Linked DNA regions of Homo sapiens: region 2 is linked to region 1. Evidence: read pairs that join two places in POLR2A ChIA-PET (ENCODE). Cell type or tissue: Caco-2. All regions are shown on one strand. Links, peaks and the distances in the headings refer to the core of each region. The heading gives the core; the rest is flanking DNA. Region 1 holds the start of RPL3L (ribosomal protein L3 like). Region 2 overlaps LINC00254 (long intergenic non-protein coding RNA 254).

What was found. ChIA-PET counts read pairs that join two places held together with the same protein. Peaks named below come from ENCODE experiments on the same cell type or tissue, not always from the same donor. Only the 100,000 strongest peaks of a DNase experiment are listed, where the experiment ranks them.
Region 2: POLR2A ChIA-PET joins it to region 1 with 17 read pairs; 15 of 35 experiments call an interaction of 5 or more read pairs at or near these places.

The regions. Positions count from the first base shown.
Region 1 is chr16:1,950,159-1,959,263 of GRCh38, reverse strand. RPL3L (ribosomal protein L3 like) reads left to right here and starts at 4,575. Exons shown (of 10, transcript NM_005061.3): 1 at 4,575-4,635; 2 at 5,116-5,308; 3 at 6,222-6,390; 4 at 8,285-8,420. The coding sequence starts at 4,633. RefSeq lists enhancers at 669-1,510, 4,871-5,860. In Caco-2, for the core only: no CTCF peak of the experiment used is centred there; no DNase peak of the experiment used is centred there.
Region 2 is chr16:1,874,163-1,883,267 of GRCh38, reverse strand. It overlaps LINC00254 (long intergenic non-protein coding RNA 254), which reads left to right. Exons shown (of 3, transcript NR_033914.1): 2 at 1-72; 3 at 4,558-4,983. Among named protein-coding and RNA genes, the nearest start is that of LINC00254, 5.5 kb to the left of the region's middle. In Caco-2, for the core only: no CTCF peak of the experiment used is centred there; no DNase peak of the experiment used is centred there.

The DNA.
Region 1 (9,105 bases), core at 461-8,460:
TTCCCACTGCGCGCCAGGCACTGTGCTGAGTGCAGCAGGGAATAAGATAAACTGTGATGGAGAACACAGGCCGTTAGAGCGCACACGACAAAGTGAACAAATAGCACGCGATTCCAAACACCCTACTCCTCCAGGAAGCTTTCCTGGATTGCCTAGTCCCTACAGACTTCTCTGGGCCCCGCTCTCTACAAGGGCCCCTCATGGACTGGCTGGTGCCAGTTAACTTGGGAGCCTGTCTGGGGGAGGGCAGGGAGCAGACCAGGAGGCAGGGCTTGCCCTTAGGCGGCTCATAGGGAGAAGGCACCTACCCTGGGCACAGGGCCCTCTGGCCGGCTTTGATGGTTCCATCCTGGCCCTGGGGCACTCTGGTGCTTCTAGGCAGCTCCACTGAGCAGGGTCCTGCTGGCCACATCTTCAGTCTCCACACCTGGCACGGCCCCTGGCTGCTATCCAGGGGGGACACTGGTCATGTCCTGTCCTGAGGTTGAGGCCAGCGACACAGAACCATCAACCCTACAGACAAACAGTGAGAGGTGACAGCGTGCTGGCAGTCCTCAGAGCCCTCGCTCGCTCTCGGCGCCTCCTCTGCCTGGGCTCCCACTTTGGCGGCACTTGAGGAGCCCCTTTCTGGGCTGGCCAAGGCCAGAGCGGGCTCCCTCAGCTTGCGGGGAGGTGTGGAGGGAGAGGCGCAGGCGGGAACCGGGGCTGCGCGCGGTGCTTTGCGGGCCAGCGCGAATTCCAGGTGGGTGTGGGCTCGGCGGGCCCCGCACTCGGAGAGCCTGGCCGGCCCTGCCGGCCCTGGGCAATGAGGGGCTTAGCACCCGGGCCAGCGGCTGCGGAGGGTGTGCTGGGTCCCCCAGCAGGCCGGCCCACCGGCGCTGCGCTCGATTTCTCTCGCCAGGCCTTAGCTGCCTCCCCGCGGGGCAGGGCTCGGGACCTACAGCCCGCCATGCCTGAGCCTCCCCCACTCCGTGGGCTCCTGTGCGGCCCGAACCTCCCCGACGAGCGCCGCCCCCTGCTCCAGGGCGCCCAATCCCATCAACCACCCAAGGGCTGAGGAGTGCGGGCGTACGGCGCGGGACTGGCAGGCAGCTCCACCTGCAGCCCCCGTGCGGGATCCACCGGGTGAAGCCAGCTGGGCTCCTGAGTCTGGTGGAGACGTGGAGAACCTTTATGTCTAGCTCAGGGATTGTAAATACACCAATCGGCACTCTGTATCTAGCACAAGGTTTGTAAACACACCAATCAGCACTCTGTGTCTAGCTCAGGGTTTGTGAATGCACCAATCGACACTTTGTATCTAGCTACTCTGGTGGGGACTTGGAGAACCTTTGTGTGGACACTCTGTATCTAGCTAATCTGGTGAGGATGTGGAGAAGCTTTGTGTCTAGCTCAGGGATTGTAAACGCACCAATCAGCGCCCTGTCAAAACAGACCACTGGACTCTACCAATCAGCAGGATGTGGGTGGGGCCAGATAAGAGAATAAAAGCAGGCTGCGGGAGCCAGCAGTGGTAACTCACTCAGGTCCCCTTCCACAGTGTGGAAGCTTTGTTCTTTCTCTCTTTCCAGTAAGTCTTGCTGCTGCTCACTCTTTGGGGTCACAGTGCCTTTATGAGCTGTAACACTCAACCGCGAAGATTTGCAGCTTCACTCCTGAAGCCAGTGAGATTACGAGCCCACTGGCAGGATGAACAACTCCAGACGCGCGGCGCCTTAAGAGCTGTAACACCGCGAAGGTCTGTAGCTTCATTCCTGAGCTAGCGAGAGCGCGAACCTACCAGAAGGAAGAAACTCCGAACACATCGGAACATCAGAACGAGCAAACTCCGGACACCCCGCCTTTAGGAACTGCAACACTCACCGCGAGGGTCCGTGGCTTCATTCTTGAAGTCAGTGAGACCAAGAACTCACCAATTCCGGACACAACAGGATCTACGGTCACAGAAACGTTCGGTCTTCACATTATGAACTTTTTTTTCTTTTTTTGTTTTTGTTTTTGTTTTTTTTTTTTTGAGACAGTTCTCTCGCTCTGTTGCCCAGGCTGGAGTGCAGCGCGTAATCTCGGCTCACTGCAACCTCCTCCTCCTCCCAGTTTCAAGTGATTCTCCTGTCTCAGCCTCCTGAGTAGCTGAGACTACAGGTGTCTGCCACTACGCCCGGCTAATTTTTTGTATTTTTAGTAGAGACAGGGTTTCACCATGTTTCTGGTCTCAAACTCCTGACCTTACGTGATCTGCCCACCTCGGCCTCCCAAAGTTCTGAGATTACAGACATGAGCCACTGTGCCTGGCCAAAGTCTTGGAAAGAAATATGAACCATGAGACCCAAACAATCTTGACATTTTAGTAGCCTAGAATCTTAGTATCTATTGATGTAAGAACCACGTATCTTAGAGATGTCATAGGCCTGAAAAACTCTAGAATTCCACTGCTATAGAACTTTACAACTGGCTGGGCGGGGTGGCTCACACCTGTAATCCCAGCACTTTGGGAGGCCGAGGCGGGTGGATCACCTGAGGTCAGGAGTTTAAGACCAGCCTGGCCAACATGGCAAAACCCCATCTCTACTAAAAATACAAAAATCAGCTGGGCATGGTGGCACACACCTGTAATCCCAGTTACTAGTGGGGCTGAGGCAGGAGGATAGCTTGAACCCAGGAAGCAGAGGTTACAGTGAGCCGAGATTGTGCCACTGAACTCCAGCCTGGGCAACAGAATGAGACTCCATCTCAAAACAAAAACAAAAAAAACAAAACTTTACAACCATAGAATCTTTGAATTGAAAAAGATTTTGAGGGGCGCAGTGGCTCACATCTGTAATCCTAGCACTCTAGGAGGCCAAGGCAGGCAGATTGCTTGAGCTCAGGAGTTCGAGACCAGCCTGGGCAACATAATGAGATCCCCATCTCTATAAACAATACAAAAATTAGTGAGGCATGGTGGTAAGTGCCTGTGGTCTCAGCTACTCAGGGGGATGAAGGCAGGAGGATTGCTTGAACCCAGGAGACTGAGGCTGCAGTGAGCTATTACTGTGCCACTACATTTTAGCCTGGGCACCAGAGAGAAACCCTGTCTCAAAAAAAAAAAAAAAAAAAGAAAAAAAAATAAGATTTCAACCCCCTCTTCATTCAAAACTTAAATTCAAAATTTAAATTTGGCCAGGTGCTGTGGCTTATACCTGTAATCTCAGCACTTTGAGAGGCTGAGGCAGGAGAATCACTTGAGGCCAGGAGTTTCAGACCAGCCTAGGCAACATGGTGAGACGCCCGCCTCTACAACAAGACACATTTAAAAATTAGGTCCTGCTGAGGCAGAAGGACCACTTAAGCCCAAAAGGTTGAGGCTGCAAGTGAGGTATGATCACACCGCTGCATTCCAGCCTGAGCCATGGAATGAGACATTGTCTCTTTAAATAAGGCCAGGCGCGGTGGCTCATGCCTGTAATCCCAGCACTTTGGGAGGCTGAGGTAGGCAGATCACAAGGTCAGGAGATCGAGAACATCCTGGCTAACACAGTGAAACCTCGTCTCTACCAAAAATACAAAAAGGTAGCCGGGTGTGGTGGCAGGCGCCTGTAGTCCCAGCTACTTGGGAGGCTGAGGCAGGAGAATGGTGTGAACCCGGGAGGGGGAGCTTGCAGTGAGCCGAGATCACGCCTCTGCACTCCAGCCTGGGCAACAGAGCGACTCCATCTCAAAAAAATAAAAAAGATAAATTCATAAAAGTATTTCAATGATTGTGAATGACAGGAGTCAGATCTTGATTTTTTTTTTTTTTTTGAGACGGAGTCTTACCCTATTGCCCAGGCTGGAGTGCAGCGGCGCGATCTCGCCTCACTGCAACCTGCAACCTCTGCCTCCCAGGTTCAAGTGATTCTCCTGCCTCAGCCTCCCAAGTAGCTGGAATTAACAGGCCCACACCACCACGCCCGGCTAATTTTTATATTTTTAGTAGAGATGGGGTTTCACCATGTTGGCCAGGCTGGCTTTTTTTTTGTTTTTAAGACAGTGTCTCGCTCAGTCACGCAGGCTGGAGTGCAGTCAAGGTTCACTGCGGCCTGACATCCTGGGCTCAAGTGATCCTCCTGCCTCAGCCTCCCAAAGTGCTGGGATTACAGGCATGAGCCACTGCACTCAGCCAGGGATCTCAATCTGGAAGCACAGCTCTGGTGATCCTCAAGGTGCAGTCAGCCCTCCCCCTCGTCTGCCCTGTCCCCAGCCCTGCTCCCCGCTGTTTATCCAGCTGTCTCCCAGCCCTCAGGACAGGAACCCCCTCTGCCTCCAAGTCGGCAAACTGCTCCAGACCCCTCCTCTTGGCCGCTGCCTGGGAGAAGGCCCCCACCGGCTACCTTGGCCCCCACCTTGCCTGGCCAGTCCTGTCCTGGGAGGGTCATGACCCAGCCCCAGGGCCATCGAGGAAAGGAGTGCCAGCCCTGGCTCCGGGTGCCCCACTCAGGCTGTCTATCTGATGCCCCCAACACTGCCCCGCCCCTGCCTGCTCCTGGCACCGGAGACCCTGCTGACTGTGCCAGGGGCTAATCTGGGAACTGGCAGCTGTGAGTCCTGGCCCTGCCACTCGACCTCTGGCGGCTAGCGGCGAGGCCCCTTCCTGACCTTCAGGGATCGGCCACCATGGTTGGTGGGACCAGGGTGAGGGTGGGCTGGGGTTGGAGCTGGAACTCTGGGGGGGTGGGACAGCTGGGCTTCTGGATGCTCCCTCAGAGGGACAGTCTCCCAGCCTGTGAGGGGATGGGAGGCTGGAGGGGGAAACAAGGGGACGAGGGCTGGGCTCCTGGGCCTGGGAGGGCCCTGGAGATGAACAGATGGCAGCGGCCACCTGCCCCAGGAGCCCTTGGCTGCAGTATGGGTGCGACCCTCCTGGGCCCCAGGCTGAGCCCACAGAGGCAGGAAGCCTGTGGCTATGGAGACCCCATCCCAAAGACGCTGCCCCTTGGTGAACCTTCCTCTCCCCTCCTGTAGGCAGACAGGGGAGGTGCTGAGCACAGGCCTCAGTCTGAAGCCTGTAGTCCATTTCTCCAGGTATGGGTTCTGGGACCATCCAGCTCTACCACCAGGGACACCCCAGGTCTGACCTCCTTCCTTCCTGCCCCCCAGTCCCACCGGAAGTTTTCCGCCCCTCGGCACGGACACCTGGGCTTCCTGCCCCATAAGAGGAGCCACCGGCACCGGGGCAAGGTGAAGACGTGGCCGCGGGATGACCCCAGCCAGCCCGTGCACCTCACGGCCTTCCTGGGCTACAAGGCGGGCATGACCCACACCCTGCGGGAGGTGCACCGGCCGGGGCTCAGTGAGTCACAGTTGGGACCCTTGGGGGAGGGGGAGGGCTGAACCTTCCAGATGCTCGGAGCCAGAACTCACGCTTTTGGTCCAGACAGGGCCACAGTCCCAGGGAGCACCAGGCCTCGCCCCCGGGAATTGGGGTGGACGCTGAGCACAGGCAGGGCTTCCGGGCGGGTTCTGTCATGGCCCCAGCTCGCAGATGAGGACATTGAGGCACAAAGCAGTGAGGAACCTGGTCCAGTCACCGGGGCGGTAAGCGCAGGAGCTAGGATTCAAAGGCCAGCGCCCCAAGCCCTCGGTTCAAACCACCTGCCAGGACATCTGCACTTTTTGGCCATTTCGGGTCTATTTCATGTACCATTATTTCATATGTACGCCTATGTATATAGTTAGTTTTTGTTGTTTTAATCGTAGATTCACAAGTAGTTGTAAGAAATAATGCAGGCCGGGCATGGTGGCTCACGCCTGTAATCCCAGCACTTTGGGAGGCCGAGGCAGGAGGATCATTTGAGGCCAGGAGTTGCAGACCAACCTGGACGGCATCGTGAAACCCTATCTCTACAAAAAATACAAAAATTAGCTGGGCGTTGTGGCGAGTGCCTGTAGTCGCAGCTACTTGGGAGGCTGAGGTGGGAGGATCACTTGAGCTTGGGAAGTCAAGGCTGCAGTGAGCTATGATTGCACCACTGCATTGCAGCCTGGGTGACAGAGTGAGACCCTGTCTCAAAAACAGAAAAAGAAATCCATTGTAATCATTAGAATAACAAATGCTCATTTGGGCTCAGCCCCACCCTCTGGGGAATGCTGTCCTGGCTGGCCCCACACTCTCCTGTCCTGCCCCTATGTGGGCGGCTCTCCACTCCCTCCCCCACAGGCCTCAGGAGGTCCCCCTTCATGCCCCATCCCTGTGTCTCATCCAGAAATTTCCAAACGGGAGGAGGTGGAGGCGGTGACAATTGTAGAAACGCCGCCCCTAGTGGTGGTGGGCGTGGTGGGCTACGTGGCCACCCCTCGAGGTCTCCGGAGCTTCAAGACCATCTTTGCAGAACACCTCAGTGATGAGTGCCGGCGCCGATTCTACAAGGACTGGTGAGCACCGCCCTTGGCTGGGCCGTCCAAGGGCTGCTGGGACCACAGAAGTTGGGTGCCTGAGGCTCTAGCTCTTGCTGAAATGATAGGTGTGGGTGAGTAGGAAGCGAAGTCTCAACCGTCTGTGGGAGGTAGGAGTGTCTGTGTGTGTGTGTGTGTGTGTTGTGTGGTTGCCTTCATTTCAATAAAAGATGAGTAGGCTGGGCGTGCTGGCTCACGCCTGTAATCCCAGCACTTTGGGAGGCCGAGGCGGGTGGATCACTTGAGGTCAGGAGTTTGAGACCAGCTTGGCCAACATGGTGAAACCCCATCTCTACCAAAAAATACAAAAATTAGCTGGCTGGGGTGGTGCGCACCTGTAGTCCAGCTACTCAGGAGGCTGAGGTGGGAGAATCACTTGAACTGGGAGGTGAAGGTTGCAGTGAGCTGAGATCGTGCCACTGCACTGCAGCCTGGGTGGCAGAGTGAAACCCTGTCTCAATCTCAAGAAAAACACAAAAAACAAAAAACATGAGTACTAGAAGGCTGGAGATGAAATCAGGATGGAGGAAAAAGAGGAAACAAATATTCTAATCCTCAGGGTTAATTAAAAGGCTAATTTGGGCGGCTTGTGGTGGCTCACGACTGTAGTAGTCCCAGCACTTTGGGAGGCCAAGGCGGGTGGCTCATTTGAGGTCAGGAGTTCGAGACCAGCCTGGCCAACATGGTGAAAACCCGTCTCTACTAAAAATACAAAAAAAAAAATAAAAATAAAAAAATAAGCTGGGCGTGGTGGCAGACACCTGTAATCCCAGCTACTTGGGAGGCTGAGGCAGGAGAATCGCTTGAGCCTGGGAGGTGGAGATTGTAGTGAGCTGAGATTGTGCCGCTGCACTCCAGTGTGAGCGACAGAGTGAGACCCTGTCAAAAAACAAACAAACAAAAAACCAAAAGGCTAATTTGATGGAATGTTAGCATTGGCTCTGAGTTTCCTAGCAGCCATTGTGAAAAGTGAAATAGCCAGCTGAGAAGCTCTTACACATAGAAAGGTATTCTCGGGCCTCAAATCTTCCCTGGCAGTAAGTCCTGAAAGAAACCTTGGTTTCTTCACCTATAGAATGGGAATAATAATAATAATAATAATAATAATAATAATAATAATAATAATGTCCACCTCCCAGAACTCTGCTGAGGGTTAGAAACTATGGCTTCTGGCTGGGCACAATGGTTCATTCCTATAATTCCAGCACTTTGGGAGGCTAAGGCAGGCAGACCGTTTGAGCTCAGGGCTTCGAGACCAGCCTGGGCAACATGACGAAACCCGTCTCTACAAAAAAATACAAAAAATTAGCCGGGCACGGTGGCGCATGCCTGTGGTCTCAGCTACATGGGGGGTGAGGTGGGAGGATTGCTTGAGTCTGGGAGCTCCAGGCTGCAGTGAGCTGTGTTTGTGCCACTGCACTCCAGCCTGGGAGAGAAAGTGAGACCCTATCTCCAAAAACAAAAAAGAAAGGATGGCTCCCAAGCCCGAGGTGCCTGGCCATGGCACCCACTGCACCCTTGAGAAGTGGGACCAGCAGTCTGAGCCATGTGGCAGGTGGGGTGGTCTCTAGGTGCCTGGACTGCAGGGCTGGCCAGCCGCCTTCTCTGAGCTTCTGCACCTCTGCCACTCACTCTCAGGCCCCGGGAAACAGGGAGGGTACCTACTTTACAGAGGAGGAAACCGGGGCCTAGAGGGGGAGAGACAGTCTATGTTCAAAGATGGTGGCTGGAACCAGCTCAGAGGCCTCCGGGTGGGGGGCGGTCCCAGAGGTAGGACCCCTGCTTGGTGGGCTGGGGGTGAGGTGGGGGCAGGATAGGCCTGGGGAGCTGCCCCGGTTGGGGGCTTCTGAGCACCCTCCTGTGCATGGCTCAGGCACAAGAGCAAGAAGAAAGCCTTCACCAAGGCCTGCAAGAGGTGGCGGGACACAGACGGGAAAAAGCAGCTACAGAAGGACTTCGCCGCCATGAAGAAGTACTGCAAGGTCATTCGGGTCATTGTCCACACTCAGGTCAGCCCCCGGCCCTCCGCTGTCGGTCAGTCCCTAGGACCACGCTCCCTCACCCCAGCTTCCAGGAGCTGTGGCAAATGTCAGCCTAAAAATACCCGAGCCTCGGCACAGACCCAGAGGAGCGGCTGACCAGCCTCGCTGGCCACGTGCAGCCCCAGGCATGGCTGCTGAAAGGCATCGGTGCCTTCTGGGGTGCCAGGGGCATCAGCCACGCCGGCTAGTCAACTAAGACCCTGGCACGCCCTGAAGAGCCGGGTCCCCAGCCAAGTGTGCTGTGTGGAGGGCTGGTCACCTCTCTTCGGTTTCCAGCGTAAGTGTGCACAGGAATCCGTGTTTGTACATGGGTCTGGCTTGCTGTAGGCTGACAGGCAGGCGGCACCCTCCAGCTTATTCTGGAACACTCTTTGGCATCTTTGTCCTCAGGGAAGGCTTCCCGAGGCCCTAGAGCAGTGCCCCCGACCCTGAGCTTCCCACAGCCCCCACACTGCCCCCAGCTGCTCGCACACTTGTACACCATGCCTGGGCCAGTCACTGGTGTGTGTTCATCTCCCTGGACAGACTCCAGGCAGGCAGAGGCCCTGGGCGGGGCCACAGCTGCCACCAAGAGCCTGGTATGCAGGAGGTGCTCTGTAAATACCTGCCCCATACATACCCGCCCCATACATACCCACCCCATACATACCCA
Region 2 (9,105 bases), core at 329-8,328, 76 kb after region 1:
ATGATGGATTCACGGTCTAGTTGCAAGACTCATCACAGGCCATTAACCTCTGAAAAGCCTTTATCTGCTTCGGTGAGTGCTTCCAGAGTTTGCAACACGAATATATGTCCACGAATATAAGTTTGATATGATAGTGAGAGTCTGCCTATTCAGAAGAAAAAGTTGCCCAGCTGGATTTAGTTTATCTTCGTCTCAGTGTTCTTTATTTTAATTTTAAAATATTTGAGTATTAAAGATTGAATTCTATTTGGGATGATGGAAACATTCTGGAAATAGACAATGATGATGGTGATACAACCTTATTAATGTACATAGTGGCACTGACTTACGCCCTTAAAAATGGTTTAGGCCAGTCGGGCGCGGTGGCTCACGCCTGTCATCCCAGCACTTTGGGAGACCGAGGCGGGTGGATCACCTGAGGTCAGGAGGTCGAGACCAGGCTGGCCAACATGGTAAAATCCCGTCTATACTAAAAATACAAAAAATTAGCCGGGCGTGGTGGTATGTACCTGTAATCCCAGCTACTCGGGAGGTTGAGGCAGGAGAATCGCTTGAACCCCGGAGGTGGAGGTTGCAGTGAGCCGAGATCGCGCCACTGTACTCCAGCCTGGGTGACAGAGTGAGATTCCATCTCAAAAAAAAAAAAAAAAAAGTTTCAGTGGTACATTTTGTTATGCTTTTTTTTTTTTTTTTGGTAGCGACAGGGTCTCACTAATGTTTCCCAGGCTGGTCTCAAACTCCTGGGCTCAAGCATGTTAGCATATTTTATCACAATTTAAAAATAAAGGCCAGGTGGCTGGGCATGGTGGCTCACGCCTGTAATCCCAGCACTTTGGGAGGCTGAGGCGGGTAGATCACCTGAGGTCAGGAGTTCAAGACCAGCCTGGCCAAGATGGTGAAACCCTATCTCTACTAAAAATACAAAAAAATTAGCTGGGCGTGGTGGCGGGCACCTGTAATCCCAGCTACTCAGGAGGCTGAGGCAGGAGAATTGCTTGAACCTAGGAGGCAGAGGTTGCAGTGAGCCAAGATCATGCCATTGCACTCCAGCCTGGGCGACAGAGCGAGACTCGGTCTCAAAAAAAAAAAAAAAGAAAAGGAAAGAAAGAAATTATCTCTGATCCTTAGATAGTTTGTGAATCAGTGGCCGCTTTCGCTCCCCGTGGGGTTCGTTTTAGTGTTCTATTTCTCCCCCACATCACTACCTTCTCCCAACAGCCACTGCACCTGCCTCACAGTTGCAAGATAAAATACAGGATGCCGAGGCCAGGTGGAGTGGCTCACGCCTATAATCCCAGAGCTTTGGGAGGCTGATGTGGGAGGATCGCTTGAGCCAGGAGTTTGAGACCAGCCTGGGCAACGTAGCAATGCCTTATCTCTACTAAAAATAACAATAGTAGGCCACTGCAGTGGCTCACACCTGAAATCCCAGCACTTTGGGAGGCCAAGGCAGGCAGATTGCTTGAGCCCAGGAGTTTGAGACTAGCCCAGGCAACATGACAAAACCCTGTCTGTACAAAAAAATACAAAAATTAGCCGGGTACAGCCAGGCACAGCCGGGCGCAGTGGCTCACACCTGTGATCCCAGCATGCTGGGAGGCCGAGGCGGGCAGATCACCTGAGGTCAGGAGTTTGAGAATGACCTGATCAACATGACGAAACCCCCTTTCTACTAAAAATACACACACACAAAAATAATAACTGAGTGTGTTGGTGCATGCCTGTCGTCCCAGCTACTTGGGAGGCTGAGGCACGAGAATCGCTTGAACTCAGGCTGCAGAGGTTGCAGTGAGCAGAGATCACGCCACTGCACTCCACCCTGGGTGACAAAGCGAGACTCCATCTCAATTAAAAAAACTTAGCCGGGCATGGTGGTGCATGCCTGTAATTTCAGCTACTCGGGAGGCCAAGGTCGGAGGATCACCTGAGCCCAGGAGTTCAAGGCTACAATGAGCCATGTTCGTGCCACTGCACTCCAGCCTGGACAACAGAATGAGACCCTGTCTCAAAATAAAAAGACATTTTAAAAAAGGAAATGATTTAAGGGACCTAGCAGAGACTATAATTACCTTTTCTCTTGTTTAATTAATAAAGAGATGTCTAGAACATTTTACTGTGGCTAATATTCCCAGAGAGAATCACTTCTTTATTTGCTGATAACACAAATACAGGGTCCCAATAGCATCCAGTAATTCACAAAGTAATTTTTTCAAGATTAGCACCATGTTCCCACGGGAGCTCACGTTGCTGTCATCCACACTGCACACTTTGCAGGCAAGAATTTTATTCACCTGTTTATTCTGCCTCTTAGAAAATATATTTTAATTATTTAGGAAACGTTACCAAGTAAAATTTTAACCTCAAAGGTTGATCAAAGTCACATTACAAAGTTGTATTTGCCTCATGTGCTGGTGAAATACTTTGACACTTGTCTACACTTCAAACGAGAATTTACAAAGTGAAATGAGAGGACTCGTAATTTAATTTTTTTTTTTTTGAGGCGGAATCTCACTCTGTCGCCCAGGCTGGAGTGCAATGACCTGATCTTGGCTCACTGCAACCTCTGCCTCCCGGGTTCAAGCGATTCTCCTGCCTCAGCCTCCTGAGTAGCTGGGACTACTATATACTGAGGAAGCTTTTCTGGTTTTTTAAGAAAAAAGTGGCTGGGCGTGGTGGCTCACGCCTGTAATCCCAGCACTTTGAGAGGCCAAGGCAGGCGGATCACGAGGTCAAGAGATCGAGACCATTCTGGCCAACATGGTGAAACCCTGTCTGTACTAAAAATACAAAAATTAGCTGGGTGTGGTGACCCATGCCTGTAATCCCAGCTACTCGGGAGGCTGAGGTAGGAGAATGATGTGAACCCGGGAGGCGGAGGTTGCAGTGAGCCGAGATCTCGCCATTGCATTCCAGCCTGGCGAGAGAGCGAGACTCCGTCTCAAAAAAAAAAAAAAAAAAAAAAAAGAAAGAAACAATTGAGATGCCTCCTGAAAAAAAGAAAAAGGTGGAGAAAAATAAATTTTTTTTTTTTTTTGAGACAGGATGTTGCTGTGTGGCCCAGGCTGGAGTGCAGTGCTGCGATCACGGCTCGCTGCAACCTTGAACTGCTGGGCTCTGGGGATCCTCCCACTGCAGCCTCCCAAAGTGCTGGGATTACAGGCACACACACCACACCCAGCTAATTTTTTGATTTTGTGGAGATGGTGTTTTGCCATGTTGCCAAGGCTGGTCTCGAACTCCTGGGATCAAGCAATCTTCCCGCCTTGGCCTCTCACAGTGCTGGGATTACAGCGCTGGCATGCCTGGCGAAAATGTGATGTTAAAAGTGTTAGAAACCAATACAAGGGAAAGAATTTCCCACTTTGTGAGCTGTGGGTGTCCCTTGAGTGGAACTAGGACACCTATAGAACGCTGCTGTGGCCATGAGCCCTCTGGGGCCATTTGCATGTGAGCCCCAAGAAGGAAGGTGGTGGGAGGAATGGACACACCGAGGAAGCTGGTCTATTAACAGTGACTATTCTCTGCTTCTTTTGTTTTTTTTTCCCTACTTAATTGAAGGAAAATATGAACTGAAAGAGGGGAATGAATGGTAAAGCCAGTTCAGCAGGTACAGTCTTATGCAACCCATGTTAGTAACAGTTATCCACAGAATGTAGCCTTTCATATTTTCCCATCCATTATTTCAGAGTATGCTAACTTTGACCTTTATGAGCTTTTTAAGGGAGTTATGTTTATCTACATTTTACACATTGTTTTAAGGTTCTAGGGAAGTAACTTCTAAGATCTTACAGCAAATTATTATTATTATTATTATTTTATTTATATTTATTTTTTTGAGATGGAGTTTTGCTCTTGTGGCCCAGGCTGGAGTGCAATGGTGTGATCTCAGCTCATTGCAACCTGCGCCTCCCAGGTTCAAGCGATTCTCCTGCCTCAGCCTCCTTAGTAACTGAGATTACAGACGTGGGCCACCACGCCCGGCTAATTTTGTATTTTTAGTAGAGATGGGGTTTCACCATGTTGGTCAGGCTGGTCTCGAACTCCTGACCTCAGGTGATCTGCTCACCTTGGCCCCCCAAAGTGCTGCGATTACAGGCTCGAGCCACTGCGCCTGGCCAAATTATTATTACTGTTATTTTTTCAGACAGGGTGTTGCTCTGTCACCCAGGCTGGAGTTCAGTGGTGCGATCACAGCTCACTGCAGCCTCAACCTCCCCAGCTCAAGTGATCTTCCCACCTCAGCCTCCAGAGTAGCTGGGACTACATGCGTGCACCACCACGTCTGGCTAATTTTTTTTTTTTTTTTTTGTAGAGATGGGGTCTCACTGGGTTGCCCAGGTTGGTCTCGAAGTCCTGGGCTCAAGTCTCGGCCTCCCAAAGTACTGGGATTATAGACATGAGCCACCACACCCAGCTGATCATACAGCAAATTAAATTAAGGGCTAAAACTAGCAGCAAGCGCTATGGTACCAATCTGCCAGTCTCCCTGTCATAGCATGCAGCAACCTAGATATGCCCTATCAAGTGAATTTAATGCCTTCTCCCCTTTTTTTGCAGCTTTGTTACATATCAGACGCGGATATTACTTACGAGTATTGAATGATCCCCTCAGTAAACACCAGCTATGCAGGAGGTGCTACCTTAGCAATAGGAGCTTCAGTCTGGGAGGAGAGTGGGACATATAAGCAAATAAATACATCACGTTTCCCACAGGGCGCGTATTTTGTGTTCATCTTCGTCCCACTGGATCTGTCCAAACTTTTCATTTTTGACAGATAAGGAAAATGAAGTTCAGATGCTTGAGTGACACAGCTAATTAGTGGCAAGGCTGAGACTTTTGACCAGACAGCCTGACTTTTAGTTTCTACCATGCATGTTAACTCCTCCTAAACCCCATTTATTTTCTCATTTCAGACAACTGCGCAATAACACTGCTAAGATAAAAGCACTCTGATTAATAAACACTGAAATTAAGCAGGTTAAGAAATATCTATTGTCCTTTTCTCAGAGTGATAATTTTAAAAACTGAAATTGGTCTTTTGCACTCGCAGTTTTCTCTTGCTTCCTTAAACATTTGCGAAATATGAGAACAATATAAATAGGTTCTCAAGCTCTGAGCAAACCCTTAACCATGTAAATAAGCCCCATAAAGAACAAAGCCTGGCCGGGTGCGGTGGCTCACGCCTATAACACCAGCACTTTGGGAGGCAGAGGTGGGAGGATCGCTTCAGCCCAGGAGTTCGAGACCAGCCTGGGGAACCTAGGGAGATCCTGTCTCTACAAAAAATACAGTAAATTAGCTGGGTGTGGTGGGGGCACGCCCGTAGTCCCAGCTACTCGGGAGGCTGACGTGGGAGGATCACTTGAACCTGGGAGTTTCAGGTCGCAGTGAGCTGTGATTACATCACTGGACTCCAGCCTGGGTGACAGAGCAAGACCCTGTCTCAAAACACAAATAAATAAATACATACATAAATACATAAAATAAAATAAATAAAAGTAGAGTAGAGTTGGTTCATTGCAACAGATACTGTCTGGCCCACAAAGCCCTTTACATATAGCAACTTACAGAAGAATTTGTGCCCCTGTGATAGATAGCATTGGAGGTTTCCGCCTAGGGAAAGCTGTGGTGCAGCCCTGAGAAGCGTCATGTGGTAAGATTCATCCCTCTGAGGGCATGAGATGGGCTGGGGCAGGGGAGATGAGAGCCCCTGCAGCGTGCTGCTCCATCCCCTGACAACACTGCCAGAGCCGCAGGAGGGTGGCAGCAACAGACGTGGAGAGACAAGGGCAGGTGCTAAGGAAAAACAGAACCTGGCTCCTGATGATGACAGTGGAGGAGAAGGGAGGATTCAAGGCTGCCTTTGAGACGCTGAGCTTCAGTTACCAGGTGTTTTCCATAGAATTGGAAGGTTCTGAGCTGGCTTGGGGTGAGCCTAGGAGCTGAACTTTAGATACTTGGCAATGCTGCAGACGGCTGGCAAGGTGGGGCTGGAACAGCTCGGTCAGAGATGTTGTTAATGGCCACATAGCTGGCAAAGGTACGCTGCAATGATTTAGGAGGGTTTAAAAAATTATATGTGTTTATGGCTGAACGCGGTGGCTTATGCCTGTAATCCCAGCACTTTGGGAGGCTGAGGAGGGCAGATTATTTGAGATCAGGAGTTCAAGAGCAGCCTGGCCAACGTGGTGAAACCCTGTCTCTGCTGAAAATACAAAAATTAGCTGGGTGTGGTGGCGCGCACCTGTAATCCCAGCTACTTGGAAGGCCAAGACAGGAGAATCGCTGGAACCCGGGAGGTGGAGGTTGCAGTGAGTCAGGATTGTGCCACTGCACTCCAGCCTTTGTGACAGAGCGAGACTCTATCTCAAAAAAAAAAAAAAAAATATATGTGTGTGTGTGTGTGTGTGTGTGTGTGTGTGTGTGTTTAATATAAATGGTGCTGAAACATGGCCATGACAGCACTCCCAAGACATGGGCCCTTCCTTCTGTTGTCACCTCAGTAAATTTCCCATGGGATAGGCTTCCAAAGGTCAAAGCCTGTGCCTTGTGTGCTCATGCCCTCTTCTGCTCCCTCTAGTACGGGGTGCCAGACATGCAGCACGCAGGAACCACTCCAGGTCCCTGGGCACGGACTACGGATGCTGAGTTATTTCAAGCCCAGCACGTTACTCACTTCAGCTCAGCACCTCTCACCTTGTCCTGAGGCTTTCAGTTCCAGTTTCAATTCACCGTTCAACCTTTTTTAAAATTTTTATTTATTTATTTATTTTTTTGAGACGGAGTCTTAAAAGAGCTTAGGAGCTGAGCTTTACATACTTGGCAATGCTGCAAATGGCTGGAGCGCAGTGGCGCGATCTCGGCTCACTGCAACCTCCACCTCCCAGGTTCAAGCAATTCTCCTGCTTCAGCCTCTCGAGTAACTGGGATTACGGGCACCTGCCACCACAATACATTTTTGTGTTTTCAGTAGAGACGGGGTTTCGCCACGTTGCCCAGGTAGGTATCCAGCTCCTGACCTCAGGTGATCCGCCCACATTGGCCTCCCAAAGTGCTGGGATTATAGGTGTGAGCCACCACGCCCGGCCTCCAGTAGCTCTTAAATTGCTTCTTTTTGGCCCTAAACACGATTTCCACATCTAGTTCTTCCAGTCCCTTTTGCAGGTTACCTCACTCCTCTTCTCTACATAAACTTCTGCAAAAGTTTACAAAAAATCTGTAAATGTTAGTGTATCTACAACCTATTTATTTATTTATTTATTATTATTATTTTTTCTGAGATGGAGTTTCACTCTTGTTGCCCAGGCTGCAGTGCAATGGCGCAATCTTGGCTCAGTGCAACCTCCGCCTCTCGGGTTCAAGTGATTCTCCTGCCTCAGCCTCCCAAGTAGCTGGGATTACAGGCATGTGCCACCATGCCGGCTAATTTTTGTATTTTTAGTAGAGATGGGGTTTCACCATCTTGGCCAGGCTGGTCTCGAACTCCTGACCTCAGGTGATCCACCCGCCTCAGTCTGTCAAAATGCTAGGATTACAGGGGTGAGCCACCACGCCTGGCCTACAATCTATTTAAAACATGATTAGGCCAGGCACAGTGGTTCATGCCTATAATCCCAGTGCTTTGGGAGGCTGAGGCAGGAAGATTGCTTGAGTCCAGGAGTTCAAGACCAGCTTGGGCAATATAGCGAGACCCCATCTCTACAAAAAAATACAAAACTTAGCCGGCGTGGTGGTGTGCACCTACGGTCCCACGGGAGGCTGAGGTGGGAGGATCACCTGAGCCCAGGGAGGTCGAGGCTGCAGTGAACTGTGATCGTGCCACTGCACTCCAGCCTGGGTGACAGAGTGAGACCCTGTTTTGGGAGAAAAACAAAAAAGATGATCAGTCCTTTGATGGAGTGACGAGTGGGGGTGAGACTAATTATGCCAGTAACTGATCTATTAGTATTTCAGCTCCTGGGAGGAAGACCATAGTCACGGGATCAATGCTGGAAAAGTTATAGTTTTGTTAAATAAATAAAAGCTTATCTTGTAATTCATTAAAATAACTGTCAATTTTTAATGAATTTCTATCTTGTAATTCATTAAAATAACTGTCAACGTTTCTACTGATTAGAACGTGTAAAGTTTATGACTATATATTTTGCCTGTCACTCCTTTGTGACAGCTCCTAGATGTTTTGACAGCTGGCATGCTCTGGGGAGCTGACCATGTAGCCAACTACCGTTTCTTTAGCCAGACATGTGAGCTATTTCAGCTCTGACCCTTGTTCGCTCACCCTTGACTTCTGCATCAAGCGGCAAGGGCAAGCTAGCATTTCTAGTCCTTATTTCTGTTCGTGTACATCCAAAATATATTGACAAGTCAATCCTATTGTTAAGAGCAAGCCAATTTCACAGAACTGCTATAAAAAATGGAAGAAACAAATTCCGTACACAACAAGGGAGACTTAATTTCACGAGCGTGAAGCAATTCCACTCTTTTAGGCTTGTATTTTGAAGCATCGTGGCTTATGAGAAGCCTGTTGTGTCCTGGCAAGGCTGACACTGTTTGCTTAACCTTATGTAGCTTTCTGCAAAAATTAATTTACTAAAACGTGACAAAATTTAAAAAATTTTAGAATATTATTGCTTCACTGAGGCTCAAATGAAAAATGCATGAAAACTATTTTTATATTTTTTCCTCTCCTTTAAGATGGACTTAAAATGCTAGTTTATTTTATTTTGTTATTTTGTGTTTTTTTTTTTGAGACAGAGTCTCTCTCTGTTGCCCAGGCTGGAGTGCAGTGGCCCGATCTTGGTTCAATGCAACCTCCACCTCCTGGGTTCAAGCAATTCTCCTGCCTCAGCCTCCCGAGTAGCTGGGACTAAAGGCGCATGCCACCACGCCTGGCTAATTTTTTGTGTTTTAGTAGAGATGGGGTTTCACCGTGTTGCCCAGGCTGGTGGCCAACTCCTGAGCTCAGGCAATCCGCCCACCTTGGCCTCCCAAAGTGCTGGGATTACAGACGTGAGCCACTGCCCCCGGCCACTAGTTTATTCTTTTGGAAAGATAAAGATAGGTTTTTTTTTTTTGTTTTTTTTTTTTTTTTTTTTTTGAGATGG